Linked DNA regions of Homo sapiens: region 2 is linked to region 1. The links are chromatin contacts, found by Hi-C or POLR2A ChIA-PET in ENCODE. All regions are on one chromosome and are shown on one strand. Each heading gives the region's core, a stretch centred on a gene start or an enhancer-like site at or near the end of the contact. The rest is flanking DNA. Distances are from core to core; before and after follow the strand shown.

Region 1 (6,523 bases), core at 2,059-4,558:
TTTTTCTTTTTTTTCTTTTTCTTTTTTTTTTTTCTGAGGCAAGGTCTCACTCTGTCACCCAGGCTGAAGTGCAGTGGCACCATCATGGCTCACAGCAACCTCTGCTTCCAGGGCTCAAGCAGTCCACCCACCTCAGCCTTCCAAGTACCTGGGACTACAGGCACATGCCTCCGTGCCCAGCCAATTTTTGTATTTTTTTTGTAGAGATGGGGTTTCACCATGTTGTTCGGGCTGGTCTAGAACTCCTGGGCTCAAGCAATCTGCCTGCCTCAGCCTCCCAAAGAGCTGGGATTATGGATATGAGCCACTGCGCCTGACCCATTTCTTTGAATTTTTGATTTGCTTTTCTAGGGAGATTTTCTCAACTCTATTATCTAATTTTTCCATTAATTTTACTTATTTCTGCCATCATATTTTTAGTGTACGAGGGTTCTTTATACTCTGAACATTCCATTTCATGGCATCCCCACCCTTTTTGTTGCAAAGATCCATCATCTTTTATCTTCATTGTCTTTTTTATGTCTTTTCATGTAAAGACATTGTTGAAGCGAACTAAATATGGCTTGAGAAGGATTCTGTACTTCTATATTTGAGTCCTTGTGGGAGAACTGCAACCTAACTAATAGGTAGACAAGACTGAGAACCTACCTTGGGAGTGTGTGCCTTAACAGTGGCTGGGTCTTGGCCAATCCCAGCAGCCATACCTCAACCACTCACATACTGTCAGGCGTTTAAACTGTGTTCAAATATGGCAAATGCTGAGCTGTAACCAATTCAGCTATTTCTGTACCTCACTTCTGATTTCTGCACATCACTTCCCATTTTTGTCTATAAATCTTCTTCTACCACGTGGTTGCGTTGGACTCTCTCTGAATCTGCTGTGATTCTGAGGGCTGCCCAATTTGCAAATTGTTCATTGCTCAATTAAACTCCTTTACATTTAATTTGGCTGAAGTTTTTATTTTAACAACATTAATTACAGCTTTGTAAAAAGTTTTCTCATACTTCCAGCACTGTCTCTGTTTCTGTGTCTCTTTATTTGGTTTGTAGTTTTAATCATTAATCATGTTAGAGGATTTCTTCAAATGTTTGGTGATCCCAGGTTGTCTGGTCACATTTAAGAGTGAGGCACTAAAGTGATCACTGGAAGCTCTGTGCACATGGTCTGACCTGGCTGAATAGAAACTTCATTGTAGGTTGATTAGGCAGGGATCTGGAACTCTGGAATACAGCAATCACCTATTAGTATTGGTAGTTTTTTGTTTGTTTTTGTTTTTCCTTTTATGTTGGTGTGTTTCCCTGGAAGGGAATCCTCTGTTCTCTTGCCTGATGATACTGGTGGTGGTGGCAGCAGGGGAGGTGTAAGACTGGCTGCCAGCATTCTCAGGGCTGAGTGGGGAAAGAGGTCTGAAGGTGATGACTCCCATTTCAGTATGTGGACTCCCATGTCTTCTGCTTGCTCCTCCCCAGAGAGTAAACCTTTAACCTTCTGCTGAGACTGGACAGGTGATTTGTGGGACTATTACACTTCTGCCAACTTCCAACTAATCCTATTTTCAGGTTAATCTGCACCTTTACCTTTCATGGTAACTGAGCTCTCCTAGAAGTTGAACCATCAATCAGTTTGCTTATAGCTCTTTGCTCCCACCCCCAACAGCAGACTCTTAATGGTTGTTTTTTTTTTTTAAATGTTATTGAGTATAACATAGACAGAAAAGCACAAGACCGTAGGTGTGCAGCTGGATGGATGCTTGCATGTCTCTACCCCTGTAACCACCACCTTGATCAAGATACAGAACATTTTCATCATGTATGAAGATTCCCTTGTGATTCTTACCAGAAAATACCCCTCAACCAAAGGTAACCACAATTTTAAGTTCTGTCACCACTGATTAACTGTGTTCGTTCTAGAGCTTGGCATCCACGGAATCACACAATCACACTCCTCTATGCCTGGCTTCTTTCAGGGTACATTATGTCTGTACAGGCATTTTGTTTTGAGTTGCTAGTCTTGCTTTCTGATTCACCATCCTTTCTTCTCCACCCCTTGACTCTGTGGCCTCCCCTGTCCCTCTTCACAACTCAGCGTCTCCTCTGATCAGCTTCCTGATGGCTGTGAAGGGACGGACCCATCCCGGCATGGCGCCAGCTGGTGGGTGTGCACAGTTTCCGTGATAATTATCCACAGTCAGCTCTTTGAACTTGGGCCAGGTACACAGCTGCCACCCCATGCAAATACATTAAATACGTTCATTGTTCCTGGTAGCTAAACAGTGTCTGTGAGAAAGTGTGTGTGGCGGGGTATGTAAATCTGATCTGAATTCTTGGCTCTTTCACGATGCATCTTTTGATCTGAGCAGGTCTGTTTCTCTGTCCCTCTGATTCTCATTCCTTCAAGCCCCTTGGATCCACCAAATATTGTGAGTTTCTTTAGGGTCAGTAGATTTTAGGCTGTGAAGAGGAGACTCATTCTGACCCAGTGGTCTCCTCCCGACACCCCCCCCCCGCCCACCCGTCGCCTTTAAAAATTTTATTTATTTATTTATTTTTGAGACAGAGTTTCACTCTTATTGCGCAGACTGGAGTGCAATGGCACAATCCTGGCTCACTGCAACCTCCGCCTCCCAGGTTCAAGCAATTCTCGTGCCTCAGTCTCCCAAGTAACTGGATTATAGGTGCCCACCACCACATCCGGTTAATTTTTTGTATTTTTAGTAGAGACAGGGTTTCACCATATTGGCCAGGCTGGTCTCAAACTCCTGACCTCACGTGATCTGCCTGCCTCAGCCTCCCAAAGTGCTGGGATTACAGGCGTGAGCCACCGTGCCCGGACCCAACATCCCTTTTTAAAGACCAGTGGGAACAGCAGCACAAGCCACACAGCAGCCTTACTGCGGGCAGCTCAGCGTGGTCAGGGTGGCAGGCATGACACCGCTGGGTCAGAATGACAGTAATATGTGATATTTTTGAAAAGTATGCTGTTGAAGAAACTGAGTGTGTCAAAGCTGTTATCTTGGAGTTGAGAGCCAATAATTCTACCTGCTAGAAAAGCTCTTCTGAATCCATATGAGCTGTGGGAATGGTAAAGAGCTAACTTGAAACTAACTTCAAACTTTCAAACTTCTAACTTTTCTCTCAGTTCTTCATTTTCAAATAAGGCCACCCCTTATTTGAAAACTGATGGCATCTTCTTAATAAAATTTACTTAATATCTTTTTGTAGAAGTTGTGATTTTTTTTTTTTTCTCACTCTGTCACTCAGGCTAGAGTGCAGTGGTGCAATCACGGCTCACTGTAGACTTGACCTTCTGGGCTCGAGTGATCCTGCCACTTCAGCTTCCTGAGTAGCTGTGACCACAGGCGAGCACTCCCATGCCTGGCTAATTTTTAAAAAATTTTTTGTGGAGACTAGGTCTCCTATGTTGCTCAGGCTGGTCTCAAACTCCTGGGCTCAAGCAATCCTCCCGCCTCAGCCCCCCAAAGTGCTGGGATTACAGTCATGAGCCACCGCATCCAGCCTGCAATCTTTTAAGATCAAAGAAAGCATTGTCTTGGTCTTTGATTTCATTGTATACAGATGGCATGTTCTGTTCAGAATGATCTTTGCTAATTTCAATACTGCCACATTTATGGTCCAGATACTCGCTTTTTTGAGACGGAGTTTCACTCTTGTTGCCCAGGCTGGAGTGCAGTGGGGTGATCTCGGCTCTCTGCAATCTCCGCCTCTTGGGCTCAAGCAATTCTCCTGCCTCAGCCTCCCAAGTATCTGGGATTATAGGCACACACCACCAGGCCAAGGTAATTTTTGTATTTTTAGTAGAGATGGGGTTTAACCATGTTGGCCAGGCTTGTCACCAACTCCTGACCTCAGGTGATCCACCTGCCTTGGCCTCCCAAAGTGCTGGGATTACAGGCGTGAGCCTCTGCGCCCCGCCCAGAAATTCTTTAAAGTATGCATTATTTTTGCAGTAGGAGCTTTGCCTTGTTGATTATAATTTTCTTTCTTTTCTTAAAGCTTAAAGAAGTATAAAGATGAAGGAAAACTTTGAGAGGTTTTAAAAACAAAATGTGCCTTAGTTTGGTTTAACATTTTATTGCAGGCCCTGCTTGCCTGTCTACACAGGGGAGAGTTGTATTCAGTAAGAATTTTCAGCTTACATAGAATTATAGAGTCACTGATACTGGCTTCAAGATGATTCTGATTCCATATTTTAAATGCCAAAAGAAAGGATTCTAGGGCCTTGTCCCTCTGTCCTCCTGGCTCTGACACCTCTGATCTTGGTGCCATCCTCCCTGGGTGTCCTCAGAGGGGCAGCCCTTGATGAAAGGGGCTGATTTCCTTCCTGCTCTTTGAGGCTTCTAGGAATGGAACTCCCAGGACTTCTGCCTCTGGGCTGCTGCTCTGCCCTGGTGAAGGGGCTGTGGTTGGTGCCTAATCCCTCCCATGCCTGGTGGAACATCTGCTTTGGAGACCTCCTCTACTCAGGCTTTTGATTTTGTTTTCGTTTTTGAGACAGAGTCTTGCTCTGTCACCCAGGCTGGAGTGCAGTGGCATGATCTCGGCTCACTGCAAACTCCACCTCCCGGGTTCAAGTGATTCTCCTGCCTCAGCCTCCCAAGCAGCTGGGATTACAGGTGTGCACTACCACGCCCGGCTAATTTTTGTATTTTTAGTAGAGACAGGGTTTCACCATGTTGGCCAAGCTGATCTCGAACTCCTGACCTCAGGTGATCTGCCTGCCTCAGTCTCCCAAAATGCTGGGATTACAGGCGTGAGCCACCGCACCTGACCCAACTCAGGCTTTTTTGAGAAGGGCTGGCAATATGATATGGAGGAGATGGGGGTTTGCAGTAGCTGAGTGAGGAAGAGGGCTTAGGATGGAGTGTGGTGAGAGGCTCTGAGAAGAGGGTAGGCGGGAATATGGGGGGAGGGGGTTTACAGATAGCCAAAAAGGTTGAATGCCGCTGCTGTATGACCTCTGAAGTAACAGCTTATACCTAATAGTGGTACTCCACTTTTAAATAGCACAGAATACTGTAAATTGGTGTTGCAATAATCTGTAAGCACCAACCCATTTTCTAAAGGCTCATCTTAAGAAATGCCTCCTCTGTGAATCTCTTTCCAGATATCCCATTTAGATTCCTTTTCTGCTTCATAACTTGCGACATCTTATTTCCTAGTCCCCAGACCTCTGGACAGTTGTGTAAGGAGGAGGTTACAAATAGGCTGGGAGGAATTACAATTTCCCACTTAACATAAAAAAATTCAGGTTCACTTTTGGATTAAACTCAGCTTCTCTTAGGAAATGCTCATTTTGGAGCTCTCTCTACCCCACCCTTGGAGCCGAGATGGCAGCTAAGCATGCGGGACCCTCAGTGGTCTTGGGAGGGTTGTAGTCCAGGATCTATGTGGGGTGTTCTGACCAGGCCTTTGGACTCCTGCTTGTATGCACAGCCAAAGCCACAGCTGACGGGACCGCTGTTGCGTTCCACGCTGGCCAGGTCGGGGCAGGCCCTGGCTCAAGCTGACCATCCCCAGCTTCTGCCTCACCTCACGCCACCCATGGCAGCTTCAGGCAGGCCTCTTGCTGTCAGCTGAGCTACCTCCACACCCCCAGTGGGAGCTTGGGAACACTTCTGGATCCTTCTGTCACACAAGGGGGCCTAGGAAGATGAGAGGGCACCACCACAGGCCCCCATCCTACCTAGGCCCTTCCCCAATCACTTCCCACACCCACGATGGGCAGGCATTACTATGCGGGACACAGTGCTCCTGTCCAGGGATGTGACTTTTCCCAGGATGTGCCTGTGGAGACAGGGCTAAGCCCACACCTAAGGGATTTCACCCACCTGATTTGTTCGTGCAGAATACCCCCAAGGGCTTGGGCTGGGCTGGGAAGACATGTGAGTCCTTCTCCCTGCTTCCCTCCTGGAAGTACAGGGGCTTTCTCCTTTCATCCTATGCTGGGTGGGCACTTTCTCTAAGACTCTCTCTTCACAGGACCCACATTTCAAAGCTCTGCTTATGGTCTGTGAAAGGAAACTCTGGGAATTTAGAAAAGTCTTCATTTTCCTCACAGTGGTCAGCCTTTAAGCCTTGTTTCTGGAACGTTGGCTCTGAGATTTGAGGCAGAAGGAGGCCCCCTGCTCCCCTTTTTTTTTTTTTTTTTTTTTTTTTGAGACAGAGTCTCACTCGGTTGCCCAGGTTGGAGTGCAATGGCACAATCTTGGCTCACGGCAACCTCCACCTCTATGGCTCAAGCGATTCTCCTGCCTCAGCCTCCCGAGTAGCTGGGATTACAGGTGTGCGCCACCACACCTGGCTAATTTTTTTTGTATTTTTAGTAGAGACGGGGTTTTGCCATGTTGGCCAGGTTGGTCTCAAACTCCTGACCTCAGTTGATCCGCCAGCCTCAGCCTCCCAAAGTGCTGGGATTACAGGTGAGAGCCACTGCACCCGGCCAGGAGGGCCCCTTTCTTTCTCTCATCTCCAGCTTTAACAGTTGGTGCCATTGGCTGAAGAC
Region 2 (6,523 bases), core at 2,620-5,119, 170 kb after region 1:
AGGATCAAGTGATTCTCCTGCCTCAGCCTCCTGAGTAGCTGGGACTACAGGTGCCTGCCACCATGCCTGGCTAATTTTTGTATTTTTAGAAGTGACGGGGTTTCACCATATTGATTCTTGAGGGCTTTCCTTAACATTTCCTTAACATTGTCTAGGAAGACTTAAAGATGTTTGTATATAAATGTTAAAATGATAATCAGTATGGTAACCATATTGGCCAAACTGGTCTCAAACTCCTGACCTCAGGTGTGATCCACCCGCCTCGGCCTCCCAAAGTGCTGGGATTACAGGTGTGAGCCACCATGCCTGGCCATTGGCAGAAAATCTTTAGGGACAACAGACTAGGTTAGTTTAGTTACTAACCTGTAGCTTTCCTGGCTGACGTGAAGTGTTGAATTCCCATCAAGCAAGGATAAAAGTGTTCTGATATATTTATAATAATAATATTCTGATCAAGTAATAGCTTCCTAAAAGTCCTACAAACTTTTCTTGATTTCTTTTCTTGTATTTTAGTAGCCAATGAAAGAATGTTTGGATTCCTGCGGTTTTCTAAATTGCTTTCTTGAAGTGTGTGGGTAAATCTGAGTTGGTTCACTCTTCAGAACATCCTTTGTCCTTGGTGATAGCAGCCAGGTGTTTGACTCTGCGATGAGAAGAAAGAGCACCTTTATCCACACGCATAGCATTTTCCTTCCCACTCGACCTCTTATCATGCTGGCCGCTGAAATACTGTTTCCTAGAATACTATTGAGTCCATGCTGAACCTAAACATAATCTAGGATATATTTCTAGAGTTAGCATGAACACAAGTGTGTTCCCAGCTACTTAGTACAAACCTCCGGATTCTGACTCCAATCATAACATCCTTTGAAAAATTATAATGTAGCAACTGGTATTCTTATCAATCTATTTAGCATTTGGCATTTTCAAGGTGCTGTTTTAACCACAGATTATTCCTATGGTTTCTTGAGAATATGAGGTTTTGCGTAGCCTTCAATAGACTTGATTTTGGTAATAAAAATAGTACAGCTTCTCCCTTTTAAAAATTTAAATAACTCTAGAAGGAAAAAGCTCTATCTAAATTTTCTAACAGATCGACTTATTCTCTCAGGAACAACAGCTGTCAAATGAAAATTCGAGAGTGTCTTTTCCTGATGTTTAAGCTCTCGCCTCTTAATCCCAGCCTATTCATTATAAACCAATGAATAGAACTGGGAAGACAATGAAAAATAAAAGGACAGAAAATGCCCTGCTGGTAAAAGCAGTGGACAGTAATAGTACATGAAGCCGGGAGGATCTAACTGCACTTCAGGTAACATGACGGGCAATAACAGAAACTTCAGAATCACTGATTACCATTTTAACGTCTATATACAAACATCTTTAAGTCCTCCTAGGCAATGTTAAGGAGATGTTAAGGAAAGCCCTCAAGAATCAAAAAGGCGCCTGGGTAGTGATATAAACAGGAACAGGCTGTTTCAAGGGCCTGCCAACACAGCTAAGGTGCTCAAACACAATACAGGTTGAACATCTTGAAACTGAAAATTCAAAATCCAAAATCCTCCAAAATCCAAAACTTTTTGACGTGATGCCACAAGTGGAAAATTCTACACCTGACCTCATGTGACGGGGCACGATCCAAACTTTGTTTCATGCACAAAATTATTTTAAATGTTCTGTAAAATTACCTTTAGGCCATCTGTGTATGGTGTCTATGAAACATAAATGAATTTAGTGTTTAGGCTTGGGTCCCTTTCCCAAGATCTCTCATTATATATGTATGTGCAGATATTCCCCAATCAGAAAATCTGAAATCCAAAACACTTCCAGTCCCAACCTTTTCGGATAAGGTTTACTCAACCCATATCTCAAAAGAATCGACAGAGCTAGGAAATGGGGCCTGGACATCCAAGCTGTGACTAAGAGGGGTGCAGAAAAAAATGAAAAAGGCACCAGCAGACCACAATCAGGGAAGTACAAATGCATCCACTTTTGAACTTTGAAGACAAAAGACCGGATTTTGAAGCTTGCTCGGGAAAGGAGAGAGAACACTTAGAGATGTCCAGATAAGAATGACTTCCCCTCTCAGGCTTTGGTAACAAGAAGGATTTGAGAGGAAAACACACACATATGCAAAAAAGAAATGAGTCTTTTTTCCTAAAAGACCAAGAACCCTCAGTTCCCTTCCATTGCTCTATGTGTCTATCCTTCTGAAAGGCTGTTGATCAGAGCCTGGCTGGAGAGATGGGTGAGCTCTCTAGCCAGCCAAGGCAGGGCGCTGTAGGCCAGCGTGCAGACAAACTGAGACGAAGACATGACACTCTTACCACAGCCTCTGCCTAGCACCGAGTCGAGGGAGAGAGAACTGTGGCTGCCCTTCCTGTTGATATCTCTTCTAGACAACAGAAAGAGTGTATGAAAGAACAGAGAGAGATATGTGAGCTCAGGGCCCTTGGAGGAACGGAAGCTGTGCATGTGGCTGGAACATGGGTCCATGGCAGGTGGGCGCATGTGGCAGGAGACTCGAATTTGTCCTGAAGGCCACATGGAATACTGAGGGGTAGGAGGTATGGGAGGACGTGGTGGAGAATTCTGTAGAATAGAACATGCAGCCACAGGCGTGGATCATGAAGCCATTTTTTTATTTAGAGTTTGCATTCAGTGACCTGACTCTGAGCTTTGTCTGGATTTGGCAGTGACAGAAAAGTGTCCATCCCTGGAGGCTGGGGCCCAGCCCTGATGATTTGTTGGCAGATCCTGTTTTCCAGCCAGGGCTAAGGCCAGTCTGAGGTTGGGTTGTGAGGTCCTGGACATCACTAGCCACTTGGGCCTCTAGCAGGAAATCCTGATTTCTTTTTGTTTCGGGGAAGTTTTGACAAACGCATCCAGACTCCTTTTCCGCTGGTGCCACGGGAAATTCCACACCACAAGTGTTACTGCTTCCGGCCCTGATGTGAGCATATCGCCACTGTGACTCACAACAGCGTTCGCCAGCCCCGGCAGCTAGTTTGAGTTTTTGTTAATACATCAAATGCATTATTGATTGTGAGAAATGACTGTTTTTATCTAAACTTGAAACCTTGACTTTTAGATGAAAAACAAAAAATTTTATTTGATGGGGAGAAGGACACTTCACTTACTTTGCATATAGAGCATTTCATATTTATGTTTATGATATAAAACATTTCACGGGATATCTCAGACATTGGGATACAGAGATTAATCAGAGAAAAACATTTGCTCCTTACTCTTTTGAGTAATAATAATAATAGCTAATACTCTCATAGTGCATTGTTAAGTGCTTTCCACATATTATTAACTCATTTGCTCCTCACAAAAGCTCTGTGAGGTAGGAGCAATTATCCCATTTTATAGAAGAGAAGACTGAGGCACAGAGAGCTTAAGAAATTTGCTGACAATCATGTAGCAAGTATGGTAGCTTGTCTTCAAAGATACTGCCTCCTCCCACCACCACGCCAAGACCTGTGCCTCCCAGCATTCGTGCCTTGGGAGTCTTCTCTTCATGAGTCTGGATTGACCTTCTGACTCACTTTTGATCAGTAGAATTCTGCAAAAGTGATACTTCATGATTTCCTAAGGCTAGGTCATAAGAAGCCCTGCAGGTTCCACCTAAATCTCTACAAGTGTTCATTCTGTGGAAAGCCGAATGCCATCTAAAAAGTCCAACTACTCTTAGTAGTTGTCATACTGTGACTGAGACGGCCATTCTGTGAGGGAAGCCCAAGCTAGTCACAAGGAGAGGCCAAGAGGCCCAGGCAGCCTCCTTGGCTGGTCCAGCTGAGATGTGAGTAAAGGGGCCATCACAGAACCAGCTCAGTTGAGCTGTCAGGTAACTCCAGCCCCAACCACTGTCTGACTATCACCTTCTGACAGACCCCAAGCGAGAACCCAACTGAGCCCAGTCAACCCACAGAACCTCCAGAGAAAATAGAAGTTATTGTTTAAGCCACTACATTTTAAGGTGGCTGATGACCAAAATAGCCAATAAGTGGTTGAGTGGGATTGAAACCAGGCAGTCTGGTTCCAGAGTGCGTGCTGTTAACCACAAGAGGCGTGGATGCAAACCAGGGCAAAATACAGCTGCCAGTCACACACACGGAGAAGGCAGCAAACCCCATGAGAAAATGTAATTGATGCTTTCCCCCAGCAACATCAAATCTCCTATTTTTTTCCTTTAGCAATTTTTGATGATAATTTTGCTTGGAAAAGAGTACACACTACCCTGCATTCTCACTCCTAGGATAGTGGAAAGGGGAAAGAGGTTTTCTTATGTTGAATGTCTGCTGTGCACCCCACTCTGCTGTGCCCCCTGGTCAATTTCTTAAGCACCTACTATGTGTCAGGTGCCAGGTGCCTTAGGTTTCACAGCAACAGTGAGACCTCATGGCTGCCTTCATGAAGCATATACTAGGGGAGATAGAGGAGCCAAAACACAAAACAAATGCAATTGAAACAAAGACATGTCCCACAGCAAGGGGTGGGCAGTCAGGGAGGGCTCTCTGAGGAGGTGGCATTTAGGCTGGACGTAAAGAATGGAGGGTTTGCCTGGCAGAGAGTTGGGGGAAGAGCTCTTCAGCAGGAGGAGCTGCATTGGCAAAGGCAGAGAGTAGGTGAGACCTGGCAGATTCGGGGAAGGCAGAGGCTAGGGAGCAGCCAGGAAGTGGTGGGTGATGAGATCAGGAGGCCCCCCCGCCACCTGCTGTGAGCTGTAGGCCCTGGGGAAGTGCATAGATTTTTCTCTGAGAGTACCAGGAAGCCACTGAAGGATTGTCTTTTTCAATCTTCTGTTGATTACCTAGAATTATTAGGAATGTCCGGGTCTTCCTGTACTGGGCAAGAACAGCCCTGGGCCTGCCACTCAGTTCTCTGGGCGTGTTTGGTTGCTGGTTTTTCTCTTTCCTTCGGCCGTGCAATTGCTGTCCTTTCCTTCTCTGTCATACATGTGGCATATATGTTCTAGGCCAGCCTTTCCCTGCTGCCCCCTCCTGCTCTGGAGTCCACACGGCTGCAAATGATGCTCGGAAGACTAGCACGGTGAGCCCCAGGGTCCACAGACAGTTATCACCTGGGGAGCTGTTAAAATGCTGCTTCAGCCAGGCAGAGGGGCTCACACTTGTAGTCCTAGAACTTGAGGCTGAGTCGAGAGGATCACTTGAGGGCAGGAGTTCCAGACCAGCCTGGGCAGCATAGAGAGACCCAGTCTCCACAAAAAATAAAATAAATTAGTTGGGTGTGGTGGTGTGTTCTCGTAGTCCTATCTCCTTGGGAGGCCGAGGCAAGAGAACCTTGAGCCCAGTAGTTTGAGGCTGCAGTGAGCTATAATTGTGCCACTGTACTCCAGCCTGGGTAACAGAGCAAAACTCCATTTATTTATTTGAAAAAAAAAAAAAAAAACTTCCTGGCACATGGTTCAGGGGCATCTGGGCAGGGTCCAGAGGGTTCTGATACAGGGGGCCCCATTTTGAGGAATCTGGGTTAGGGCTGAGCCACCACTCCTGAGCCTGAGCCTGTCCCTCCTACATACCCTGCCATCCCCAAAACAAGTGAAAGAAGGGGCTGGCAAACTTGGAGAACCTACCGAAACCAACCTGGGCTTTGTCCTGCATCTCTGTATGCCCGAGGGTGAAGGCTGCCCTCTCAGAGAACGGAGGGGAGAACTTGAGTGAGAGAGACGATGGGGTGGGGCAGGCTCTGTGACTAACCAGCCTCCTTCCAGGGCAGGGCTTTGGAAGGAAGCAGAGGTGACTGTCCCGCAGGAGTCACCAAGTGACCCTGTCGGCCTCATGGGCGTCTGACAGGGAGGGCGTGAGGCCTGATGCTGGGTCCTCTGTCTGTGTCTCACTGCTTGCAGGAGCACCCCCGCCTAGCCTACTTCGGAAGCTAGGATTTTTAGGAACCCCTAATGAAAATAAAGAAGGAATTTTTTTAAGTTTTCAGGTACACTTTGAAACGTTTAATAACCTTCCCTGGTTTTATGGGGACATTCCTGTTACACAGCCTCAATCCCTGTTGCTAGAGGTGGTAAAGCTTCTCTCCCTCCTAATCACTGTGCACCAGTGGGGAACCCCCAGCCTAGAAGGTGGGAGGGAAAGATTATAAATGCAGGATTCTAGGTGGAAGAGAGGCAGTGGCAATCCATGCCGAGAAACACTGGCCGGGCACGTTTCTCCCTGTCCCTGGCTCTTTCCCTTGCCAGCTGGGCAACCTGGGCGAGTTACTTCACCTCTTTGAGCTTCATTTTCCCCTGCTCTAAAACAGGGGAAGGTACTTTCTCTCGTACAGTGGGATCTTACGAGAATCTGAATGATCTGTGTTCATACCTAAGTGCTCCATAGATATCAGCCGTTCCTGTTATCTATGAAGCTCAGAGTGAGAGGGAAACAGCAAAAGGTCCTCCCCAGGATACACGTGTGGCTTGAATTCAGGTTTCATGTACCTGTGCCCGGCAGGCAGGCAGGCATCTCGACCATCCAAACAAGCCTGTGGTTGGGGAAACGCTGAA

The links. A loop is a pair of places that touch in the nucleus more often than their neighbours do. ChIA-PET counts read pairs that join two places held with the same protein, here RNA polymerase II (POLR2A). Pooled maps may share reads with other maps.
Region 2: a loop to region 1 is called in a pooled map, with 15 times the contacts of the local background. The contact joins two enhancer-like sites. A Hi-C loop is called at or near these places in 6 of 50 pooled maps. POLR2A ChIA-PET finds 5 or more read pairs at or near these places in 3 of 52 experiments (activated CD4-positive, alpha-beta T cell, activated CD4-positive, alpha-beta memory T cell and activated naive CD4-positive, alpha-beta T cell).

The regions. Positions count from the first base shown.
Region 1 is chr15:42,103,281-42,109,803 of GRCh38, reverse strand. No RefSeq gene overlaps it. Among named protein-coding and RNA genes, the nearest start is that of PLA2G4D, 12 kb to the right of the region's middle. RefSeq lists a silencer at 1,865-1,944. Within about 2 kb of position 3,308, at least 5 of the 41 ENCODE cell types and tissues checked have a DNase peak (open chromatin) inside an H3K27ac peak, as active enhancers do.
Region 2 is chr15:41,933,202-41,939,724 of GRCh38, reverse strand. All of the region lies in intron 3 of EHD4 (EH domain containing 4), which reads left to right. Among named protein-coding and RNA genes, the nearest start is that of EHD4-AS1, 15 kb to the right of the region's middle. RefSeq lists an enhancer at 2,381-2,440. Within about 2 kb of position 3,869, at least 27 of the 41 ENCODE cell types and tissues checked have a DNase peak (open chromatin) inside an H3K27ac peak, as active enhancers do.